Linked DNA regions of Homo sapiens: region 2 is linked to region 1. Evidence: chromatin loops called from intact Hi-C (ENCODE). Cell type or tissue: psoas muscle. All regions are shown on one strand. Links, peaks and the distances in the headings refer to the core of each region. The heading gives the core; the rest is flanking DNA.

The links. A loop is a pair of places that touch in the nucleus more often than their neighbours do. Peaks named below come from ENCODE experiments on the same cell type or tissue, not always from the same donor. Only the 100,000 strongest peaks of a DNase experiment are listed, where the experiment ranks them.
Region 2: it touches region 1 in a loop (3-fold over the local background); 2 of 110 quality-filtered maps call a loop at or near these places.

Annotation. Positions count from the first base shown.
Region 1 is chr3:170,172,597-170,177,596 of GRCh38, reverse strand. It overlaps PHC3 (polyhomeotic homolog 3), which reads left to right. Exons shown (of 15, transcript NM_024947.4): 3 at 4,885-5,000. Among named protein-coding and RNA genes, the nearest start is that of PHC3, 6.6 kb to the left of the region's middle. In psoas muscle, for the core only: no CTCF peak of the experiment used is centred there; no DNase peak of the experiment used is centred there.
Region 2 is chr3:169,980,876-169,989,167 of GRCh38, reverse strand. SEC62 (SEC62 preprotein translocation factor) reads right to left here. Exons shown (of 8, transcript NM_003262.4): 4 at 6,257-6,461; 5 at 5,915-6,007; 6 at 3,303-3,363; 7 at 809-928. Among named protein-coding and RNA genes, the nearest start is that of SEC62, 18 kb to the right of the region's middle. In psoas muscle, for the core only: no CTCF peak of the experiment used is centred there; no DNase peak of the experiment used is centred there.

The DNA of each region.
Region 1 (5,000 bases), core at 1-5,000:
TCAGGTGTTTGAGACCAGCCTGATCAACATGGTGAAACCCCGTCTCTACTAAGAATACAAAAATTAGCCAGGCATGGTAATGCATACCTGTAATCCCAGCTACTTGGGAGGCTGAGGCAGGAGTATCACTTGAACCCTGGCGGCAGAGGTTGCAGTGAGCCAAGATAGCGCCACTGCACTCCAGCCTGGGCAAAAAGAGTGAGACTCCATCTCAAAATATATATATATAGTATTGAGAGGGCTTACATTTGTCAGCATGTAGTTTATAGGATTATGTGTAAAGAAAATTATAAGGGGAAAGTCTCTAGGTGCTGCTACAGTATGAAGGCATTCAACCTAGAGCCCCAACATACAGAATGGTTGTAGCTTTATTTTATATTGGAACTCAAAATATAGACTTAGGGAGATCTGTTCAGGTATGTAGATATGTTACGAAGTTTATATTAAACCCAGGTGGCCTAAGAACCCTAAGCAGGAGGATCCATTCTAAATACCTTAGGGGCAGAGGGGGAAGGGAATATTGAACTAGGAAGTCACTTAGTTGAGAAAGTAAAGTTTACTTAGTTAACATTTATGATAATGGAGGTTGGGGCAATATGGTATTATATAAAAAGGGCATGGACCTTCCACTCTATTATACTTTGTTTGAATTCCATTTTCATTATCTTTAGGAGCTATATAGCCTTGGGTATGAGACATAATCCCCTTGAGCCTCAGAAAACTAAAATGAGGGTGAGACTACTTCTTTCATTAATTACTCTGAGGATTAAATGAAGTATCTTTGAGATTAATGAAGTATCTAGAACTGTGTAAGGCACATTATAGGTTTCCAGTAGATAGTAATAGCTAATACTTATTGAATAATTGCTACGTGCCAAACATTTGATAAATGTTACATGAATTATCTCCATTAATCATTACCAGCCCTCTGTGAAGTAGCTATTATTATTATCTCCATTTTACTGATGGGAAAATAAATGTTTTAAATCAGCTAAATAACTTTCCCAAACTCACCTAGCTAGTTCTCAGACTTCAGCCCTTGTGCCCTTAACCACTCTGTGAATTCTTATTTTTTCTATTATACCTGCTTTCTTCTGGTAGAATCCTTATAATTGCATCCACCCTGAAAACAACTGCTTGCAATATAGTCCTTCCTCTGCTCCATTTTTCCATGGTGGATACCCCAGTATAATGTCTATTTAACTGTTTTTGGTTTAGGATTTAGTTTTCCAAAATCACTGTGGAGTGGAACCAGCCAGTTCACCAGAAATTCAAACTTGAATGCAGAGTGAGGTTTTAATGTTTTTTACCTTTCTCTGAGGTAAGGGATACAGGGAAAAGGATTTAGATCTTTTTTTTTTTTTTTTTTTTGAGACCGAGTCTCGCTCTATCGCCCAGGCTGGAGTGCGGTGGCGTGATCTAGGCTCACTGCAACCTCTGCCTCCCAGGTTCAAGCGATTCTCCTGCTTCAGCCTCCAGAACAGCTGGGACTACAGGCATGTGCCAGCAGATCCAGCTAATTTTTGTATTTTTAGTAAAGATGGGGTTTCACCATATTGGTCAGGCCGGTCTCAAACTCCTGACCTTGTGATCCACCTGCCTTGGCCTCCCAAAGTGCTAGGATCACAGGCATGAGCTACCGTGCCCGGCCGGGTTTTGTTTTTTTTTTTTTTGAGACTGAGTCTTGCCCTGTAGCCCACGCTGGAGTGCAGTGGCGCGATCTTGGCTCACTGCAACCTCTGCCTCCCTGGTCCAAGCGATTCTCCTGCCTCAGCCTCCTGAGTAGCTGGGACTACAGGCACGTGCCACCACACCCAGCTAATTTTTTGTATTTTTAGTAGAGATGGGGCTTCACCATGTTAGCCAGGATGGTCTCAATCTCTTGAGCTGGTAATCCGCCCGCCTCGGCCTCCCAAAGTGCTGGGATTATAGGCGTGAGCCACTGCGCCTGGCCCCCCCCTTTTTTTTTTTTTCTTCTCTCCCTCTGTGTTGCCTAGGCTGGAGTCCAGTGGCATGATCACAACTCACGACCCCCTGGGCTCAAGTGCTCCTCCTGCTTCAGCCTCCTGAGTAGTTGAGACTACAGGCACATGTGACTATGCTTGGCTAATTTTTTTATTTTGTAGAGACAGGATCTCACTATGTCGCCCAGGCTAGTCTTGACCTTCTGGCTTTAAGCTCTCCTCCTGCCTTAGCCTCCCAAAGTGCTGGGATGAGCCACCACGCCTGACTGATAATGTGATCGCTTAATATACCATTTTGTCCTCTAGTTTTCAATTAAGCTGCATAGATTAATAAAAAATTAATAGAAAGATATGTAGATGTAGATATATCTCATAAATAGCACTGACTCTGTTTCTTATGAGACCATAGAATTGCTTCTCCCAAAATGAAATCAAATCAATATTTATTGAACTACCTAAGTAATTCTTTAATCTTCCAGCTTGCTTTTTCTGTCCTGGGAATTCTCTTCACCCTCCTTGGGTGAATAAGAATTTATAATAAATAAGAACAATTTGCTGTATCTATAACTTGTATTTACTCATTGCTGTGAGTAATTGAATAGTAGTGAAAGACTGTGCTGACAACAGAAAAAATGAGTATACTCTGACAAAAGTATGTGTCAAATAGATTGTTATTTCAGTTTGATTTTAGAATTTTTTTCCGTATACAGTCCAGTGCTTTTAGAATTTTGTTATGGAATTAGAAGAACAAATAGAGATTGATCTGACTAAAAAAGGTATATTGTTATAATTCTGAATCACTTAATGCTGGCCTATAGTCCCCTGCAGGTAGAGGTCAAAAGCTCCCATTGATTTTGTGACAGAAATTTGTATCAGGCATAGTAGTCTATAGTTGGAGAGGTGAGATATTAACACATGAAAATAAACAATAACACACAGAAATATGCTGTCTTGAAGTTTAGATAAAAGGATTCATGGCATTATGGCTCAAGATGTCCTGAGAGACCCTCAAGCTATAGGATTATGGCACTATTACTCCCTTAGCTCTTTGAAAACTCTGGTTTGATGCTGCGATTAGGGTTCTGTGCTGTTTCAGAGTCACAGTGAGCACAATGTGACTTTCGGATTTGGTTGTATAGGATTGACTTATTCTGACTTAACCTTTTGGAGAAATGTAAGAATTTTCTCTGATTTTAGTAGAGTACTTGACTTTTCTATATTTATTTATGAAGTTTCAGGCTCAGATTTTACATTTTACTAACAAATATTCACAGTAATTAACACTTTTTAAGGAATTAAGTAAGAATAGTTTTATTCAATGTTGAAGCAAAACAAGGTATTTGACATTTAAAAATTTTTTAAATTATTGAGTAATTTTCTAAAGAAGAAATAGCTTTATAATTTTATTTTTTATTTTTATTTTATTATTATTATTTTTTTGAGATGGGGTCTTGCTCTGTCGTCTAGGCTGGAGTGCAGTGGCATGATCTCTGGTCACTGCAGCCTCCACCTCCTGGGTTCAAGCAGTTCTCCCACCTGAGCCTCCTGAGTATCTGGGATTACAGGTGCATGCCACCATGCCTGGCCAAGTTTTGTATTTTTAGTAGAGACAGGGTTTCACTATGTTGGCCAGGCTAGTCTTGAACTCCTGACCTCAGGTGACCTGCCTGCCTTGGCCTCCCAAAGTGGTGGGATCACAGGCATGAGCCAACCTGCCCAGCTGCTTTGTAATTTTATATGATTATTAATAATACCTGCTCATTGTAAGATTTTCAGACATCTATAGAAGAGTATGAAGTAGAAGCTAAAAATCACCTCTAATCTAGCTACCCATCAGTGGTCTTTGAAAGTTTTCCTGTGGATTCTTTCAAATATTTTAATATAAAAATGGTATCTTACTCTATATACTATTTTGTAACCCACTGATTTTCTTTTTGTTAGTAAATATAGATCGGTATCAGCAATGTACACTATAGTGGCCAGTAGTTACTTGTGGCTGTTTACATTAAAATTAAAATTAATTAAAATTCAATTTAAAATTAACTCAATTCTTTAGTTGCACTAACCACATTTTAAGTGCTCAGTAGGCACATGTGACTAGTTGTTACTGTATAGGACAGCACTGATCTACATTACTATTTGTTATGGTTGCATGGTAAAGGTATTTCTCTCCACACCCAAGCCCTGAATTCTACGAAGTTTTATCCAAAAAGGTTATGCCAACTTGAATTTTTACTAGCAATATGGGAGTATTGGTTTCCCCAGGTAGTAGTAGTATTCTTTTAAATCTTTATCCATCTGAAAGTTGGAAAACAGTATCTTGTTTTAATTTGTAAGTTTTTGACTACTGGTGAGATTGAAAATCTTTTGAAATGCTTAGTTGGCCTGGCCTGTCTTTTGCGAATTGTCCACTGGGTTTTGTTTTGTTTTTTTTTTTTTGAGATGGGAGTCTTGCTGTGTCGCCCAGGCTGGAGTGCAGTGGCATGATCTTGGCTCAACTGCAGCCTTCACCTCACAGGTTCAAGCGATTCTCCTGCCTCAGCCTCCCGAGTAGCTGGGGCTACAGGCATGTGCCACCATGCCTGGCTAATTTTTTGTGTTTTTAGTAGAGACGGGGTTTCACCATGTTAGCCAGGATGGTCTTGATCTCCTGACCTTGTGATCCGCCCACCTCGGCCTCCCAAAGTGCTGGAATTAACAGGCGTGAGCCACCGTGCCCGGCCCACTGGGTAGTTTTAATGTGTACAAGTTAGTGATTTCTAGTGATATGTAACTAGGAAAGAAATAATGTTAATAAGCTTGATGATATTATGTATTAAAGCAGTGAAATTTTAAACTGCCACTTTTTTATACTTTGATTTTCTGATTAAGATAAAGGTTGAGATTATGGTTTGACATTGGTTCAATTGACTTATCACAGGTAATTCAACAGGCATTGCATCGGCCCCCCAGCTCAGCTGCTCAGTACCTTCAGCAAATGTATGCAGCCCAACAACAGCACTTGATGCTGCATACTGCAGCTCTTCAGCAGCAGCA
Region 2 (8,292 bases), core at 1,598-6,597, 190 kb after region 1:
GAGCTATGATCTCACCACTGCACTTCAGCTTGGGTGACAGAGCAAGACCCTGCCTCTAAACAAATAATCTATGAAAGACCCCAATCATCCAGAAATGCGGAAAATTCATTTACTTATGTTTTCCTATTTGATTTTTAAAACATTAACTCCTTATTGCATCTAGTATTTTGGTACTTGGGTGAAAATTATTGATTTTTCCCAAAATGGCAAATCAATTGTTTAGAATCATTTATTAAATATATGCATAGATTATTTAGATGTTGCATTTGTTCTAAGTCAAAATTAAAAAATGTTTTACTGAAAGTATTATGTCTAATAAATGATCTACCACTGCAAAAATATTAAACGCCTCTGCCATAACTAATTTTTAAAGCACATCTATTTGCAGATTAAGATATAATAATGTATGGTATATTTCAAAATAAGTAAATTTCAAATGTCTCACAATAAATGATAGGCAAGAAAGGTGATCAATATGCTAATTATGTTAATTAGCTTGATTTAAACATTCCACATTGTACACATACACCAAAACATCACATTGTACCCCATAAATGTATACAATTATGATCTGTCAATAAAAAATAATCTTATTAAAAAATTTTTTTAAAGATGTATTAAATCCTTTTTCTGCAGACAGAACACATCTTACCAAGCCTGAGTTTTGAGATTTGACTCAGAAAGTAGTACCATATATTTCTTGATTTACCTCCATTAATTTTTCTTAAGCTTTACTGAAGCTCCAAATTACAGTCCAACTGCTCAATACCAACCTTCTTGAGGTCAATTTTATAATAACAATACTTACCAACAGCAAGGAGAAGAATACTGGCTACAAAACAGCCTGCACCCACACTGAGGTAATAAACACCTACTCTCATTTCTGCTGGCCAAAGGGGGAAGAGGGTGGCCGCTATTACTGCAATCACTGGAACAAGAAATGACAAAAGTTAAATTTTAGAATAAAAACTTAAATGGTATGGCTGCACTAACAGAAACATATCCCTGGGGGAAAAACTGAGAAACATAAACACAGTGAAATATAAAATTGCCATTTTTATAGGTAAAAAATGGTCAATTATGAGCAATTTCATATTGTTCAACCTAACATTTTATACTATTCTTAAACTAGTTTTTATTAGTGTAAATTACATATAATTAGAAAAAAATGCTATGTAGAAATTCAAAACTGTTGCCTCCTTAATTTATCAACTGCCCCCTTTTTCAAGCTATATCTACTTTATTTAAAAAATACTAAGATATTTGCCTACTAAGTAAGGGAGCTAAAAGAAACAACAGAACAACAAAGCCAACAAAAAATGATTTCCAAGACCCCTCTCTGGAGATTCTTCTTCTGGGGTGGAGCTCTGACATCCACAGACTGAAAGATTCCCCAGGTGATTTCTGCTACAGATGTATTTTTTGGTGCTTAGGGAAACTGTTTACAAGTGTCTCCAGTTTTTTTGCAAGTAAAGTGGGGACACAAGAAAGAATTATAAGAAATTAGAAGCCTGGTTATTAGGTCTTTAGAATAAGACCAGGATTAAAATTCTAGCTCCATCACTTATAAGCTATGTAACCCTGGGCAAGTTACTTAACTCTTTTGAGGCTAAGTTACCTTATATTTAATAAGTCTCTTCCTATTCTTCAAAGGTTGTTGTGAGGATGAAATGATATATTGTACGCAAAATATCTAGCAAAGTGACTAGTACTCTTATTATAAAAGAGTTATTTTGCTTTTTGTTTTCTGAAACAGAGTCTTACTCTGTCACCCAGGCTGCAGTACAGTGGCATGATCTTGGCTCACGACAGCCTCGACCTCCTGAGCTTAGGTGATCCTCCCACCTCAGCCTTCTAAGTAGTTGGGACTACAGGTGTGAACCACCACACCCGGCTAATTTTTTGTAGAAACGAGGTTTCGCCATGTTGCCTAGGCTGGTTTCGAACCCTTGGATTCAAGCCATCTCCCTGCCTTGGCCTCCTAAAGTGTTAGGATTACAAGTGTGAGCCACTGAGCCCAGCCTTAAAGAGTTATTTTGAATGGGATCCTATCATACCATATTGACCAAGCTTATTTTAACTGCTACCTATTTTTTTTTTTTCTGTTTGTTAAATCATTCTTTCCCCATAAAACCTCCTGGAATACACACGTTAAAAAGCAAATCAAAAACAAATCAAACCCCCAGCACTTTGGGACAACGAGGCAAGTGCCCAGGAGTTTGAGACCAGCCTGGGCAACATGGCGAAACCCCATCTCTACAAAAAAATACAAAAATTAGCGGGGTGTAGTGGAGTGTGCCTATAGTTCCAGCTACTCAGTAGGCTGATGTGGGAGATCACCTGACCCCAGCAAGTCGGGCTGCAGTGAGCCATGATTGTGCCATTGCATTCCAGCCTGGGTGACAGGAATGAGACCCTGTCACAAACAAGCAAATCAAAAGGTATAGAGAAAATTAAGTCTTCATCTAATTCTTATTCCACTTCCCAGAGGTTAAGTACTATTAAGCTTACCTGTATTCTCAGAGACTGCCTATATATAATTAACTAGCTACAGGGACTTTTTTTCTAAATAAGTAAATGAGCTTATACTATTCTTACTCGTCTGTAACTTTCTTTTCTTTTTTTATCTATTCTAGGTATAATATCCTTGCACATGTACGTTTGTGCAACTGTGATTATGGCATAGGGTAAATTCCTTAAAGTGGAATTTATTAGATCAAATGGTATAAGCATTTTGAATTTGAAAGATATTTGCTAGATTATACTCAAGTATAGTCTAAGGGATTTGGAAAAAAACAGATAATGTGTCAATGCACACACTTTGTGCAACTGTATGGGAACAGCCTAGAATTGCTGGGTCACTGCAGACACATAAAATTTCAAAGATACTGACAAACTGCCCTTTACAAAAATTAAAACAATAGACATACCTATCAACTGTTAGAGAGAGCTGATTTTTTTCTAAGACCTTTAATGTTAAGGTTTGCAAGACTCTTAATCACTACAGCTTTAATTTGTATATGAGTGTGATTAAGTATCACTCATGATGATTGGTCATTGTATTTCTTTATCTGTTAACTACCTTGACCATTTTTCTATCAGTTTGTTAATCTCTTAAAAGATCTTTAATATGTTTCAAATATTTTCCTTAGTGTATTATTTATCTTCTGACTTTATTTAAAGTATTTTTAAAATGACAACTATTTTATGTTAAATTTAGGAACATTTTCTTTTACAGTATCTGCATATTGTTTTCTAAATTTTAGATTGCACTTTATAGCTATTAACATCTCACTACTTACCAAGAATTAATCCCATGACAAATGTTTTAAAGTGAACTGGGTCATAGATCCATACATACACCTAGAAGAATCAAGAAACCTCGGTGCTTAAAAGTTCTAATGTCACATTAGAAAGTAATGCTTAATTCTATATTTTAGGTCCCTTAAAGCAGTCATCAACCTCTTAACATACGAGAAGTAATTTCTAAGGTAAATAAATTCCAAAGATCTTTCCTTCAGTAGTAGTGGTTCTTCTGGCGCTAGAAAATGATTATAGGATAACTATAAATTCTATAAAGCACTTAAGTAAATTTGTATGTTCTTACATACACTTAAAAATTTGTTTGACTGGGCTTGGTGGCTCACGCCTATAATCCCAGCACTTTGGAGGCCAAGGCGGGCAGATCACTTGAGGTCAGGAGTTCAAGACAAGCCTGGCCAACATGGTGAAACCCTGCCTCTACTAAAAATACAAAAATTAGCCAGGTGTGGTGGTGGACGCTTGTAATCCCAGCTACTCGGGAGGCTGAGGCAGGAGAATTGCTTGAACCCAGGAGGCAGAGGTTGCAGTTAGCTGAGATCACACCACTGCACTCCAGCATGGGCGACAGAGCAAGACTCTGTCTTGGGGGAAAAAAAAATTGTTCCATGTGTGCACATCATTATTTATTCAACCAAAACACCAGCAACTGCCAACCTTTTTGTCCCTAATGTAATGATGAACCAGTCTGGGATAAAAGCGCAGTTAAGACAGATTCCAGCCAGGCCCTATTACAGATCTAGTATCACTCAACTCCACACTTTTCTCTCCTGAGAAGACACAAAGATCAATTATTAAAGATCATGCTTGGTGAACATAGTCTCTATGACTGTATTAATTTCATTGCCTACTCCTCCATGGAGGGCCCATAAGCTGGGAACCACTACTTCAAAACTTAATTTACTTTTATCAGGCTCTTATTTTACACAACAGAAATTTACTTCATTCAGATCAGAACTCTGTTTGATCATTCATCCATAAAACTCAGTTTTATTTCTTAGTTTCTATAAATAACAGTACTCTTCCCTCTTATTTCTATATTGACCAGAACTCTTTATTGTCTTTCCAACGTGGTTCTTCAATTTTTAACACCAGAGGTTCCACTTTAACCTCTTATTTTACTCTGCCCATTTCCTTGGGAATCAGATTCACAGATATTACTTCTGCCAGTTTCCATTCTAAAAAAACATGTTTTTTTAAAAAAGATATTTCACAACTTTAAAAGTTATGGAGTGCATGCTGCTTTCTACAGAATAAAATCTAGGCTTCTCAGGATACCAAGCACCCATGCGTTTGCTCAGGCTGTTTCCTTCCCTAACAGACCTAACCTCCTTCCTGGCACGCCTGGCAATCTGCCAGTCATCTTCAAGTCTAAGCTCAAATGTCCTTTAGACCCTTCTTATCCTTCCTGACTAAATTAACTATTCCTACCTGGTGCTTTCACACCATTAATGCTTACCACACTGTACTATATTAACATGTTTAAGTGCCTGTATCTTTGCTAGACCATTAAGAGATTTTATCCTACTTATCAAGCTATTCCCAACGCCTATAAAAATAAAAATTTCTATTACAGTGGTTCTCAACAAGGGGTTCACATCAGTCACCTGAGGACACTTTATTATAGATATATAATCCTCCCCCACAATCCCACTCTAGATAGTCTCATGCAAGTAAGAATTTCAAACACACAACCCTAGGAGCCATGACTTTATAGATGTTACTATTGTATAGGTATAACAGGAAAGGATATATCCTGAAATTCACAACAGTTCAATGCCCAGTATATAACTCATGTTTACGTACTGGTGAAGTGACTGAATTAAGCAGTCTTTATGGAAGGCTACCACCATACAAATCTTCCATTACAAATGATAAGCATAAAGCATCAAGAAATGTTAAAAATTTTAAGCCCCTCAAGTGATGTGTCTGACTTACATTCTGTAAGAGATAGAGACTTGTAGCTATCTCCTATTCTGCTCTTTTTTCTTTGATAATAATGGAAACCCTACATTTCGGCTGGGCAAATAATCATCCTGTATAAAAAGTGCATTTCCAAGATTTTACTTCTCATATGCATGACCATGTGACTATGTTCTGGCCAATGGAATTCAAGCAGAAATGAAATTACCAGCTTTCTGGACAGTGTCCTTAAACTGGTCTCCTTAAAGAGGAGACATATTCTTCACTCTCCTTTCCTCTTTTCGATGCAGATATAAGATTGGCAGTCATTCTGGACCATAAGGTAACCTTAGCTAGAAGCCTCAGACAGAGGAGAAAAGAAGAGCTGGGATCCACCATGGAGCTGACGTATCTGTACAGCTTACCTACAGATTTCACTGATAAAAAAGAAATAAGCATCTATTTTGTATTAAGATGCTTTTATTTCAGGTTTCCTATCACTCACAGTCAAATCTGACTTTTAAAAATCTAAATAAGAGAAATTATTGATTTTTAAAAATGGAGTAGCTTTTATACATTTAAGAGCATAATTAGATTTCTCAAAATTTTTCCTTTTATTAGTGAAGGCATCAAACATCTTTCTAAAAACTCCTATAGAAAACTGAACTTCTAGTTATAGGCTTACTCTCACCTCATTTCCATCCAGAAAAACCTGATCATCATGTGGCTCAAGTTTGAATTTTTTCTTAGTTTCCTTCTTTTTAGGAGTTCCTGGAGTTTCCTCCTATGAAAACACAAGTTGGACAGAAGAAATAACACAAGTAAGCAAGAAATATGATGTTCATACAGTCAAAAAACTTTCACTGACTATTTGTAACACAGAAATAAAAATTCTCAACCACGGTATTTATAACAACTCTAATATAGTTATCTCAGGTAGGTGTTGCATAATACTTAAATGTGCTCATAGGCCAGTAGTGTTCATGTGCACATAATGATTTTTAAATTTTTACTTAATTTTAGATTAACTCACCTTTTTGGATTCTTCCTTTTCACCATCTTTTTTTTTCTCTTTTTCTTTTTTTGTCTTCTCATCCTTTATATTTTCTTTCTTGCTCTTTTTATCTTCTTCTTTTCCACTTTCAGCTTTTCCTTTATCTTTTTCTTTCTTTATGTCTTTATCATATTTCATTTTCATTACTTTTAGGGCTCGGTGAAAAAACTGCTTCTTTAAAAGCCTTTGGGAAAAACAGGTATGGCATTACACTCCCCATATAGATAGAGACTGAAAAGCAAAAATATCAAGACCTGAATAAAATAAGCAAAGGAAGGCATAAATTAGCAACACAAGAGAAATTACAACTAGTATGCCCGTGAAAAAGTAGTCAACTCTACCACTAAATCAAAACACTTTACAGTCAATTATATAAAAGTTGTCAAAACTCAGTGATATTCAATATAATTTTCACTTTTAATGATGTACCTTAAGTATAAAAGAGATTATAGGTTTGAGATTATCCATATAAAGACTCTTTCTGGGTTCATATAATCAAGACTCAGCTTCACTTTATGTTAAGTCTCAAATGCAAGAGCTGACGTAATAAAGAAAGGAGAAAATAAACAGTTTAAGAAATGTTAACAGATTAAAAGTGATGATTTGATGGGTCCAAATAATGTCTTTTCAGCTTTCTTGGTGTTATTTTTTCTCCAAGTACTTCGCAATTCAGTGTGCCACTGTAATGATTATCTTCAATTAAGCAATGATTAAATATACTAAGGTGAGATTTTTGGACTCTGAAAAGGACGTGCACAACATCAAATTGAAAAATGTGCAATATATTTGGCAAAACATGATGTATTCCTGGTTTCACTAATTTCTCTCTAAATAGATTGTTTTCTCTCTTTTTATCAGTTATTACTATATTTTATATTCTCACCTTAGGGCCTTCACACTGGCTGTTCCCTTTACTTAGAATGCTCTTCCCCCAAATAAGCAGGTCCTTTTGTTTCACTCCCTTCCTTCAAGTTTTCCCTCAACCACAACCTACTCTGTTTAAAACATAAGCCCACCTTCCCATTCTCTCGTTTCCTGTTACCCTATCCATAGCACTTATCTTCTAACTCACTATATAATTTGTAGTAGTTGTTTGCTCCTTCACTAGACGGTAAACTTCTTAAGAGAGAGAGAGATCCTTGCTTTATTCATTTTTTATCTGACCCCAGATTAAGTCAACGTTGCTTGGTAGTTTCTCTTTAACCTTACAATCCTACTCAAGAAATTGGGTTGCCCTTATTTTTGTCATCTAAAAGTCACTTTTTCAAATCTCATGTTCTAGTTTCAGAATTTCTGATTGGTTTCTCCATTCCTGCTTTGATAATGTCTAATTGCCACAATACAATCTAGAAGCTACGTCTCACTACCACCACTGGTGCCTGCTAATGGTGACTATCTAGCTACCTTTCTACTTACACCTCACTGGTGCCTGCTCCAGCACATCACAGCACTTGTTAACTAGATGCTTTCTTCCTGCCCAGATAACCACTTCTTTTTGTCACTGTGTTCAGTCCCCTGAAGCACCTATGTTTCTATGTTTTACCTGCCTGGCTGGGCTTCCATCTGCTCCCCAATTAGGTCCAGCCTATGAGCACTTCCACAAAGCTAATTTCTAGGTTTCCTCATTTGGCCCATACTACTTATTTGGAAGAGCTATTTTTAAATTATGTAAATATGATTGTGCATATAATTGTGCAAATGTTCAAACTGCCCCTCAAAATGCTACCATCATATCTGCTATGAATACATATACATATATAAACAAACAAGAATCTGAAATGAGACCTTAATGATTAACTACTTATGAGTACAAAGTGGGATTTAAGAATAGTAGTGGCATATTTGAATATGAAGTGTAGTCTTACATTTTTTACTCCAGAATGTCTTACAAAAAAAATCTATAATGAAAATATATTCTAATTTTCTTTGTGCACTTATATGATTTCCAGATTTTCTTTCAGGAACATTTATTTCCACTCCAAATGAAAATAAAAATACATCCTGTTCCTCATATG